Regions from separate parts of the Homo sapiens genome. Here region 2 is linked to region 1. A link is a contact called in ENCODE Hi-C or POLR2A ChIA-PET data. All regions are on one chromosome and are shown on one strand. Each heading gives the region's core, a stretch centred on a gene start or an enhancer-like site at or near the end of the contact. The rest is flanking DNA. Distances are from core to core; before and after follow the strand shown.

Region 1 (4,622 bases), core at 1,240-3,739:
AGCTTGCCTGACTGTAACCTTTAATATTTACCCTGCTGTCCCCTCCTCCAAACTTTCCTGTCATCTTTCATTTCTGGAGTTGTCAATATCTATCCCAAGTTGTTTATTTTTCTTTCTTTCTTTCTGTTACTTCCTCCCTCATCCTTTTTTGCTTGCTTTCTCTTGACTTTTTAATTTTGAATAAATGATAGATTTGCAAAAAGTTGCAATGATAGCAAAAATAGTGTGGAGTGGTCCTGTGTGCCCTTCACCCAGTTTCCCCCAATGATCACATCTTACATAATTGTTGTCCTGTATCTGAGCCAGGAAATTGACATTGGTACAATGCATGTGCATAGTTCTATGCCATTTTATTGCATGTGTAGATGCAACAAGATACAGAACTATTTAATCACCACAAAGATCTCCCTCATTGTAACCCCTTTATAATCATATTCTACTCACCATTCCTAGCCCCATGGCAACCATTAATCTGTTCTGCAGTCTATAATTTGTCATTTGGAGAATGCTATCTAATTGGTATTGCATAGTATATGATACATTGAGACTGGCTTTATAAAATTCAGCATAATGCCCTTGAATTCTACCCAAGTTATTTTGTGTATCAATAGTTCACTCCTTTTTATTGCTGAGTAGTATTTCATAGTATGGATGAGCCACCATTTACCTATTGAAGGACATTTTGGTTGTTTCCAGGTTTCGGCACACACATAATCTTTTTCCTTTTTAAAGATCTTTTTCCTCTAGGTTGCTGCTTTCTAAAAGGAACTTTCAGGAAAAGAAAAACTTTTGGGGGAGGAGGATTTACCCATTGGTTCTTTTGCCTAATTAAGGGTTAGGTTCAACCCACAGTGATTGGCAATGTAAATAAACTATTAATATTTTCTTTTCAGAAACAGCCTTGCTTTTGACATCCTGTTCCAATTCTTGGTTGTCAGTAAATGCCCTCCCTGCTTGTCTTGTTTGTCAGTGAATACGTTAAATTTGACCTCTGTGGAGGTGTTCCAATATAAATTTTGATCACGAACAAAAATCAGGTTTAGTTATTTTAAGTTAGGATGTTAATTTAAAGTGACTACATTGTTACAAGAGCTTTGGTGCCTGTTCAGGAGATCCTTAAAGTTATTTCTGGCAAAATGTATTGAAACTAGGGGACTTTAGAACTCAGACCTCAAGGGAAACAGGACAAGCTGAGTTTTAGCTGTTTGACTGGAAGGCTGGGTCAGCAAGCAGCCTCTGCTTAAAAAAAAAAAAACACATGCTCATTTTCCAAATGAGTTTAGGCTCAATATTTTGTTAACCCTGCATATGTTTGAGAGGGAACTCCTGAGCGCTGGCTGGCTGAGCTGGTTTTATCTTGGTTCTAGTAAATTAGTAGATTGGCCTGACATTTTTGGCATGCAGTAATGAAGGTTGTCATAGGTTTCCTTTCTGTGAGCAACTTGGCTTCCTATTATGTTTGAAGATTTCACATATTTGCATAAACTGAAGTTGAGGTGATTATATGGGAGAGAAATAAAAGTGCAAATATTTAAATATTACAGGATATTTTAGAGTCTTTTAGGGTAAAAAGGGGATTTAATATATGTGAAATGGAAGTTTGCACTGGCACATTAAGACTTTCTCTCTCTCTCTCTCTCGCCCAGACTGGAATACAGTGGCATGATCATGGCTCACTGCAGCCTCAACTTCCCTGGCTCAAGGGATCCTTCTGCCTCAGCCTCCTCCGTACTGGGACTACAGGCATGCACCACTGCGTATGGTTAAATTTTTTTTTTTTTTTTTTTTTTTTTTTTTTTGAGATAGAGTCTCTCTCTGTTGCCCAGGCTGGAGTGCAGTGGCACGATCTTGGCTCACTGCAACCTCCACCTCCTGGGTTCAAGCAATTCTCCTGCCTCAGTCTCCCGAGTAGCTGTGTTTACAGGCACATGCCACCACGCCCGGCTAATTTTTGCATTTTTAGTAGAGATGGGGTTTCGCCATGTTGGCCAAGCTGGTCGCAAACTCCTGGGCTCAAGCAATCCTCCCTCCTTGGCCTCCCAAAGTGCTGGGTTTACAGGTGTGAGGCACTGCCCCTGGCCGCCTTCTTTTTTTTAAAGTCCTCAAGAAATTAGAAATTTTGATAATGAAAACAATAATCAGAATCTTTTCTATTTTATGAAATTTCTAGGTCTTTGCTTTGCTGGTAACATTCAATTAACATCTTTGTGAAAGTAAGATTGCCCCTCCAATGCCCCCAGCCTCCTATTCCCCACTTCCGATTTCCACTGCTCCTTAATGTGTGGGAGATGATAATGCCTTGTATACATATAACTTATGCCTGGAGGAACAGAAAACAGTTTGAACACTTTGTCTAATGAGTCCCTAGTTTTCCTCAAGGTAGGCGGAGGAAGGTGAGCTGCACATGGGCCCAGTGGATCTCTGCGTGACAAGCACTGAGTCACCAAGTGAGTCACTGGTGAGGCGGGAGGGAGTGGTCCACCCAGGCTAGCATTCTCAGGCTAGCGCTCTCAGAATGTTTTCACAATATCCCAAGGTCTCCACAAGTGTTTCATGAGGTTACTGTAAGATTCATGTATCTCACAATCAAATCAGAATGAATTCGAAACAACAAAGCAAAAAGACAAAACCACAACCATTTGGGGAGGATTTCTTAGGACACCTTAGAGAACAGATCATTCTAGGGCAGTGTTGTAGCTCAGGAAACTTTGAGACACAACTCTTTTTATCCACCTTCCTTCTTTCTCTTTCCTTCCCCCTTCTCTCCTTTCTTTCTCAATTTCTGATGGGCCCAATCCTGGAACGAGGCCATTTAGGGAGACGAAGTGGGGAAGTACAGCAGCTCTGTTTTCAAGAGAAGTTACTGGTCAACATTCTTGGCCTTCTTTAGCAATACCATGAGCCCACTCTCATCTCACTCTCCTCTCACTATTACTATCATCTAATAATCAGAATTCTTTATTAATCAGTCTATTTTGAACATCTGCTATGTGACAACTGATTACTGCCAATGATGACTCAGGAGTGAAACATTTTCAACTGGCTCTGGATGATTGAAATCCAGATTTTACTGGGTGTTGGTGTTCATGCTAATCCTGGGAAAAGTGAGAACCCCCATGACGTGACTAGCCATGGTAGCAGTCTAATAAACAACGTCTCTCATTTGCTGGTGTTTGTGGATCATGGAGTTCCCAGTTCCAGTACTTCCTAGGCAGTGAGACTTCTAACCATTGAGCCATCTGGAGGCCTGCTGGGACCTGGCCATTAGTGTACAAAACATTGAAGCAATGGTGAAGATGTGGGAGAGCAAGTGATCAAAGCTGAGAAGCAAGACAAAGTGACAGGAACTAACATCTATTGAGCATCTAGTGAGTGCTAAGTATTGGGCTACGGGCTTTAGTGCATGTGGTCTCATTTGTCACTGAGAAATGACAACTGACCAGTGACAGAATCCTCACCAGAAAAGGTCTCAGGTAATGTGGTTTCAGAAGAAACCAGTATGGGTTAGGGTGCTTACACTGGCAATTCATAGAAAATGTAAAAACTTTCCTAAGTGATAAGGACACTTGTTGGCTCAGGAGAGGAGAGGCCAGTGGCTTATTGATGCTTGTAAGCCCCCAGGTTACCTCTATCTCTGCCTATGAGGGTTCACTCGCTCCTGGGGCTTGCTGTCTTTGTGAGCATAGAATGGTTGCCAACACATTAATGCTAGTGCTCCCTTATCTGTGTCCAGAGAGTGCGAGTGAGTGAGAGAGAGCGGGTTTCTAGTACTTCTTCCGGAAAAGCAATGTACCTCCTTCCTAGAAGCCTCTTAGCCATCCCATCTTGTTGCCTAGAACTGGGTGACACGGCCAATCTTCAACTCTAATAAGGAGGATGGAATTACCTTTACAGGTTTAGACTACCAAGGGGGTACTCTGGGAGTTAAGAGTGGGGTCAGTGGGCAACTTGGAAGCAAGGTGTATTCAAATGGAAATCTTGCTTTTGGTAAGAAGGAGCAAGCCCTGAGCTATACAGAAGTGAAATCAGGTTCTATGCAATGATATTTAGAAAGAAATTCATCAAAAAGATGTAAACAATTTCTGCTTTTACAGGGGAAAACAACAATTACCTGGGTTGTTCACTCAAATTTCACTCCTAAGCTCCAGATATATTTGGTAACCTTATGCATTTTAAATACAACAAATCCAAGATGGCAGCCGTCACTGCTTTGTTCTACCTCATCAAATGTGCTCTTCCTACTGGGTTCTCCGGTTTGTTCAATGACACCACCCAAGCATAGACACCCAAGCAACAAATTAAAACCCTTTCTGCCAAACTCTTATACCTGGATATGCCAGGGTGTCTCTGAAGTTATTTGTCATAAAGGGACAAAGCCTAGTTGGCAAAGCCAATGTTGATATCAACATATTTGGAATCACCTTCAAGCATGTTTCAACGTGTCTATGACTACCTGTCTTTTATGTAGATTTTATTTTATTTGGGCCAACTGCAGCATCTAGAACACATGACCTCAAGTAAGCAAGTTTAGTCCTTGCATTTTTCTTCTGGGGCTAACCTGTGCCTGTGAGAGAGACAGCTAAAGTTAAAGGCACATGCCTGGCTGCATGCTGAAAGGAGCA
Region 2 (4,622 bases), core at 726-3,225, 520 kb before region 1:
AGCACCTAATCTCCACTCAGGGACGCACGTGCACCCCACATTACAATGGAGAACACTGAGAATTTAAACCACGGCCTGGTGATCCTCCTGGACATGCAGCTAATAAGTGGCTGAGGGACAACCAGTGGTCAGCTGGCGCCCTGATTGTTATTACAGCAGTGCATTTTCTAGGAGGCAGGCCACTGGCGAGGTCTCCTGGGGTCATGAGATGACTCTGACATGAAATAACAAACACACACAATCAGATATGCGTCCACAAAGCTGTTTCTCACCCTGCCCCCAAAAAATGTTTAAACATTGAGAGTGTAGAACTTTCAAGCTACCAAAAGAAAATGTTTTGCCTTAAAATGACAAAAAAGCAGAAGAAACTTTGATGAAAGATTCCTAAAACTCAAAATATACTACAAACACCCTAGCCAGGAGAAACACGTTGAGCAACGGAAGTGCAACCAAGCGCTGCTAGGCTGACAACAATGACCATGAAACTGCTGTTTCCTTATGAGGCCCTGCAAATTAGTCCTTCCCCCAGCGGGAGAGGATATGGAGCTCACGGTTTGCTATTTTCCTTTTCATTACTACTATTCCAGGGTGCAGGTAAGAAAGAGAAAGAGAAGGAATTTGGGAAGACGTTAAGAAGTAAAACTCTAAACTATTACTTATGTTGTTTGCTCTCTGTTGGAAGATCATTGTAACTAATAGTTAAAATATACTTGGCAGAGACCGTGCTAAAAAGCTCTTTAAAAGAGGGGCCATACAAGGATCCCCAAACTCTGCTTAATCAGTACCAACACCACAGGAGATTCATCGGACACACTTGTCTTCCTGGGCTCCAGAGACTTCCTAAGGTAAAATGGGAAGACACAAATGTCTCCAGGAGAGCATATGTGACAGTTCTTTGAGAGAAAGCTGATCAGTATTGACCTTTAATTTGGAGACACTAAGCCTCGTGCCATCTCTTTTATGAATATGAGAGAGCACTTTGGGACCTTTTCCAGCTGGGAGGAAGGAAGCACAATTATTCACCCCCGTTGGCTAGGAGACCTGATGAGCTCCACTTTCAAAACCGTAACAGACCAGCCACCGCCCATGCCCTCCAGTTTCCATGAGGCAGAGACCCCTGAGTGGAGAAGGGGTCTGAATGTAAATGAGGGAGGGGCTGGGACAATCCCACACTATCCTGTGAATGACCATGATGCTGGTCCCAGATTCCTGCTTGCCCAGTCCAAAAGCAAGTGAACATGCTGCCCGGGCTCATCAGGTCCCTGGGGAAGAGGGTCACCTTACACTGTTAAGACAGCATTCACGGAGAGCCCTGCAGAATACTCCTTAATTGCCTGGAAAGTGACCTGTCCAATGGGGCTTTCCTGGCTTCTTGGCTGCCAGCCAAGAAGTAGCCTTAACTTCTGTACCCATGGGGAGAGATGAGGGCAAGTCCCAAAGCAGTATCACTTCACAAAATAAATCTCACAGAGCCAAATCTGGAATGTTACTGCACAGATATTTGAAATCCCAGCTGACAGTCCTATACCTATTTGGGGCTGGGAGGATGATTAAGGCTTTAAATCTCAATTACACTTATGGAACTCTAAATGACTGCGTGGTTTTTTTTTGTTTTTTTTTTTTTAATGCAAACCTAAGTTTGGGATGCAGAACTACAGAGACAAGAACTCAGCAAGCACCCCCACTTCCTCCAAAGAGTAGTCAAGTCCCACAGCACAGCCCGGAGCAGTAGCTGTTAAAAGACAAGGGCTGGGCTGGATCCGGCCAACATTACAAGGACAACCAACTGGTCTCATTCCTTAGTCTTGTGCTTTTAAAGGGCAGACGATGTGCCAACTATTTTAAAGCTCCAACACACTAATTCTGTAAACAATAATAGCTACAGCCTGCACACTGCGCACTGGAATGGATTCCTCAACTTGGCCTCATCACTTATGCAGCTGATGAAACAAACACTGACAGCTTTTTTGCATTTGTAAAGGCCCCACAGCAGCTGTGGTGATCCCACCATAGAGCAATGAATTAAGCCTGAAACCCAGCTGGGTCTGAACAGAAGCCTTTTTTGCACAATACAGCAAGACTATCATTGTTAACCTAGGCATTATTGGGAAATATTCTGCATTACATTATAGGGCAGTTCTAACTCAATTCTTAAAATTAGCTCTAATAAGCAATTTTAGTAGGAGGGATGTGGCGTTAGCCTTTGAAAGGCACAAGTATGTGTATAGGTTATAGGTACACCACATAAAAGCGGCCCGGCAGAACACAGATTTCCAGTTAAACAATGCAAAGTTTAAAATATTAACTCCTTCTTAGATATTCTCTCTCTCTCTCTATCTCTCTCTCTCTCACACACACACACACACACACACACACACTCACACCTACCTTCTAAACTGAGGTGGGTGTCTAAACTAGTAAATTCTTGGCTACTTGGCCACTGCAGAGAAAAATATTGAATATAGCTGTCAGGGCTCCTGTTAGTAAGCCAAACTAATGACCTGAGCACAGGAGTCAATTTGGAACAGAAAACCATACCAGAAAAACTGGAGTGTGAGAAGCATGATTAATACCATTAGTAAAGAATTTTTTGACAATGACCTTGAGCACTATGAAATAAATAAGATTCCAAATACTGATTAATACCATCAGTAAAGAATTTTTTGACAATGAACCTGAGGACTATGTAATAAACAAGATTCCAAATACTGACGGACACACTGGTGTTTACAGGCTTCTTATCATCAGGAAGTTCTAGGAAGGCAAAGACACCCACACCAAGACATGTGCTCCTACAGAATCGGAACACGCACTCTCTGCTTCACAAAATGCTTCTCAATACCACTAGGCCACATGACATTTGCAGTCCCCACCATCCACTTCTCTTATGTTGCCTTACAGTTTTTCTAACAATTAAAAATTGCCTGAAATTAGCCAGGCATGGTGAAGCGCAGCTCTAGTCCCAGCTACTTGGGAGGGTGAGGTGGGAGGATCGCTTGAGCCCAGGAAGGTTAAGGCTGCAGTGAGCTGCGTTCACGTCACGGCACTCCAGTTTGGGTAACACAGCGACACCCTGTATCTAAAAAATAAAAATTGCCAGCCGGGCACGGTGGCTCACGCCTGTAATCCCAGCATTTTGGGAGGCCGAGGCAGGCAGATCACCTGAGGTCAGGAGTTTGAGACCAGCCTGGCCAACAAGGTGAAACCCTGTATCTACTAAAAATACAAAAATTAGCCAGGCGTGGTGGCGGGTGCCTGTAATCCTGGCTACTCTGGAGGCTGAGGCAGGAGAATCACTTGAATCCGGAAGGCGGAGGTTGCAATGAGTGGAGATCGCGCCACTGCACTCCAGCCTGGGCGACAAAGTGAGACTCTGTCTCAAAAAAAAAAAAAAAAAAATTGTCTGACTCTAGTTAAGGACCAATCTCAACAATTTCACACCAACTTGGGGAAAATAAATCTAGTAAATTCAGAGAAATCAAAAGAATACAGTAACATCCCTCCTCCTTTGAAGAACTCCTATTTCTTAATGGAGTTCATTACGAAGGGTAGTTTTTCAAAGAAAAATAAAAACCATTTTTGGTTCAGCAGGCTTGGAAGGAGAAGAAAATCAGGGATAATTTCTAGGTCATTCTACTCCCCATAGTCCTCTGCCAAAGAATGCTGACAGAGGTAACCACAAGAAAGTCAAAACCTAAGGTAATGCAGGAAATCTGAAGTCCCACCATCAAGCCACTGGAGCATATGATTCCAGCACAAGCACGTGTGACCAGTGTTTACGGTTTGCAAAGGGGTAGAGGAAATGAGACCACTCTTGGCCACCCACAGTGACATGGAGAGTGACAGGCAGTAAGGAAAATGAGGACCCCTACCACACACACACACACACACACACACACACACACACACACACACAAACACACACCCTCCAAAGGGCAAGCTAGAGCCCCAGAAGGGGAGGGCACAGCATAGGACTCTGCTGAACAGAGCACATCACTTCAGAGGCATGAACTGAAACACAGCTTAATGACAGAAAATAAATTTAGTAGTAATACGTATAAGCACGCTTTTCTAACAAGGTATTCCAAGAGAAATGCAAACAAATCCACACAAAAACCTCCACACAAACGTTCACCGCAGCATTGTTCAAAATAGCCAAACGGGCCGGGCACGGTGGCTCACGCCTATAAATCCCAGCACTTTGGGTGGCCGAGGCGGGTGGATCATGAGTTCAAGACTAGCCTGGCCATCGTGGTGAAACCCCGTCTCTACTAAGAATACAAAAATTAGCCGGGCGTGGTGGCGCACACCTGTAATCCCAGCTACTCGGAAGGCTGAGGCAAGAGAATTGCTTGAACAGGGACCCGGAAGTGGAGGTTGCAGTGAGCCAAGATTGCGCCACTGCACTCCAGCCTGGGCTAGAGTGAGACTCCATCTCAAAAAAAAAAAAAAAAAAATAGCCAAACCATAGAAACAACTCAAATGTCCATCAGCTGATGACTGGATACACAAAGCATGATACATCCATACAATGGAATGTTATTCAGCCACAAAAAGGAATGAAGTACTGATACACACTCCAGCATGAATTTTAGAAACATAATTTTAAAAGACACAAGACA

What was found. Hi-C counts contacts between places; a loop is a spot of excess contacts on that map. ChIA-PET counts read pairs that join two places held with the same protein, here RNA polymerase II (POLR2A). Pooled maps may share reads with other maps.
Region 2: a map of breast epithelium shows a loop between it and region 1 (12-fold over the local background). The contact joins two enhancer-like sites. A Hi-C loop is called at or near these places in 1 of 168 maps with a recorded cell type or tissue (breast epithelium) and 4 of 50 pooled maps. POLR2A ChIA-PET finds 5 or more read pairs at or near these places in 3 of 52 experiments (activated CD4-positive, alpha-beta T cell, activated CD4-positive, alpha-beta memory T cell and activated CD8-positive, alpha-beta T cell).

Annotation. Positions count from the first base shown.
Region 1 is chr6:14,741,983-14,746,604 of GRCh38, reverse strand. No RefSeq gene overlaps it. Among named protein-coding and RNA genes, the nearest start is that of LINC01108, 460 kb to the right of the region's middle. RefSeq lists an enhancer at 2,295-3,494. Within about 2 kb of position 2,489, at least 16 of the 41 ENCODE cell types and tissues checked have a DNase peak (open chromatin) inside an H3K27ac peak, as active enhancers do.
Region 2 is chr6:15,262,369-15,266,990 of GRCh38, reverse strand. The region is part of intron 1 of JARID2 (jumonji and AT-rich interaction domain containing 2); the gene reads right to left. Among named protein-coding and RNA genes, the nearest start is that of JARID2-AS1, 16 kb to the right of the region's middle. RefSeq lists enhancers at 1,619-1,758, 1,764-2,273. Within about 2 kb of position 1,975, at least 16 of the 41 ENCODE cell types and tissues checked have a DNase peak (open chromatin) inside an H3K27ac peak, as active enhancers do.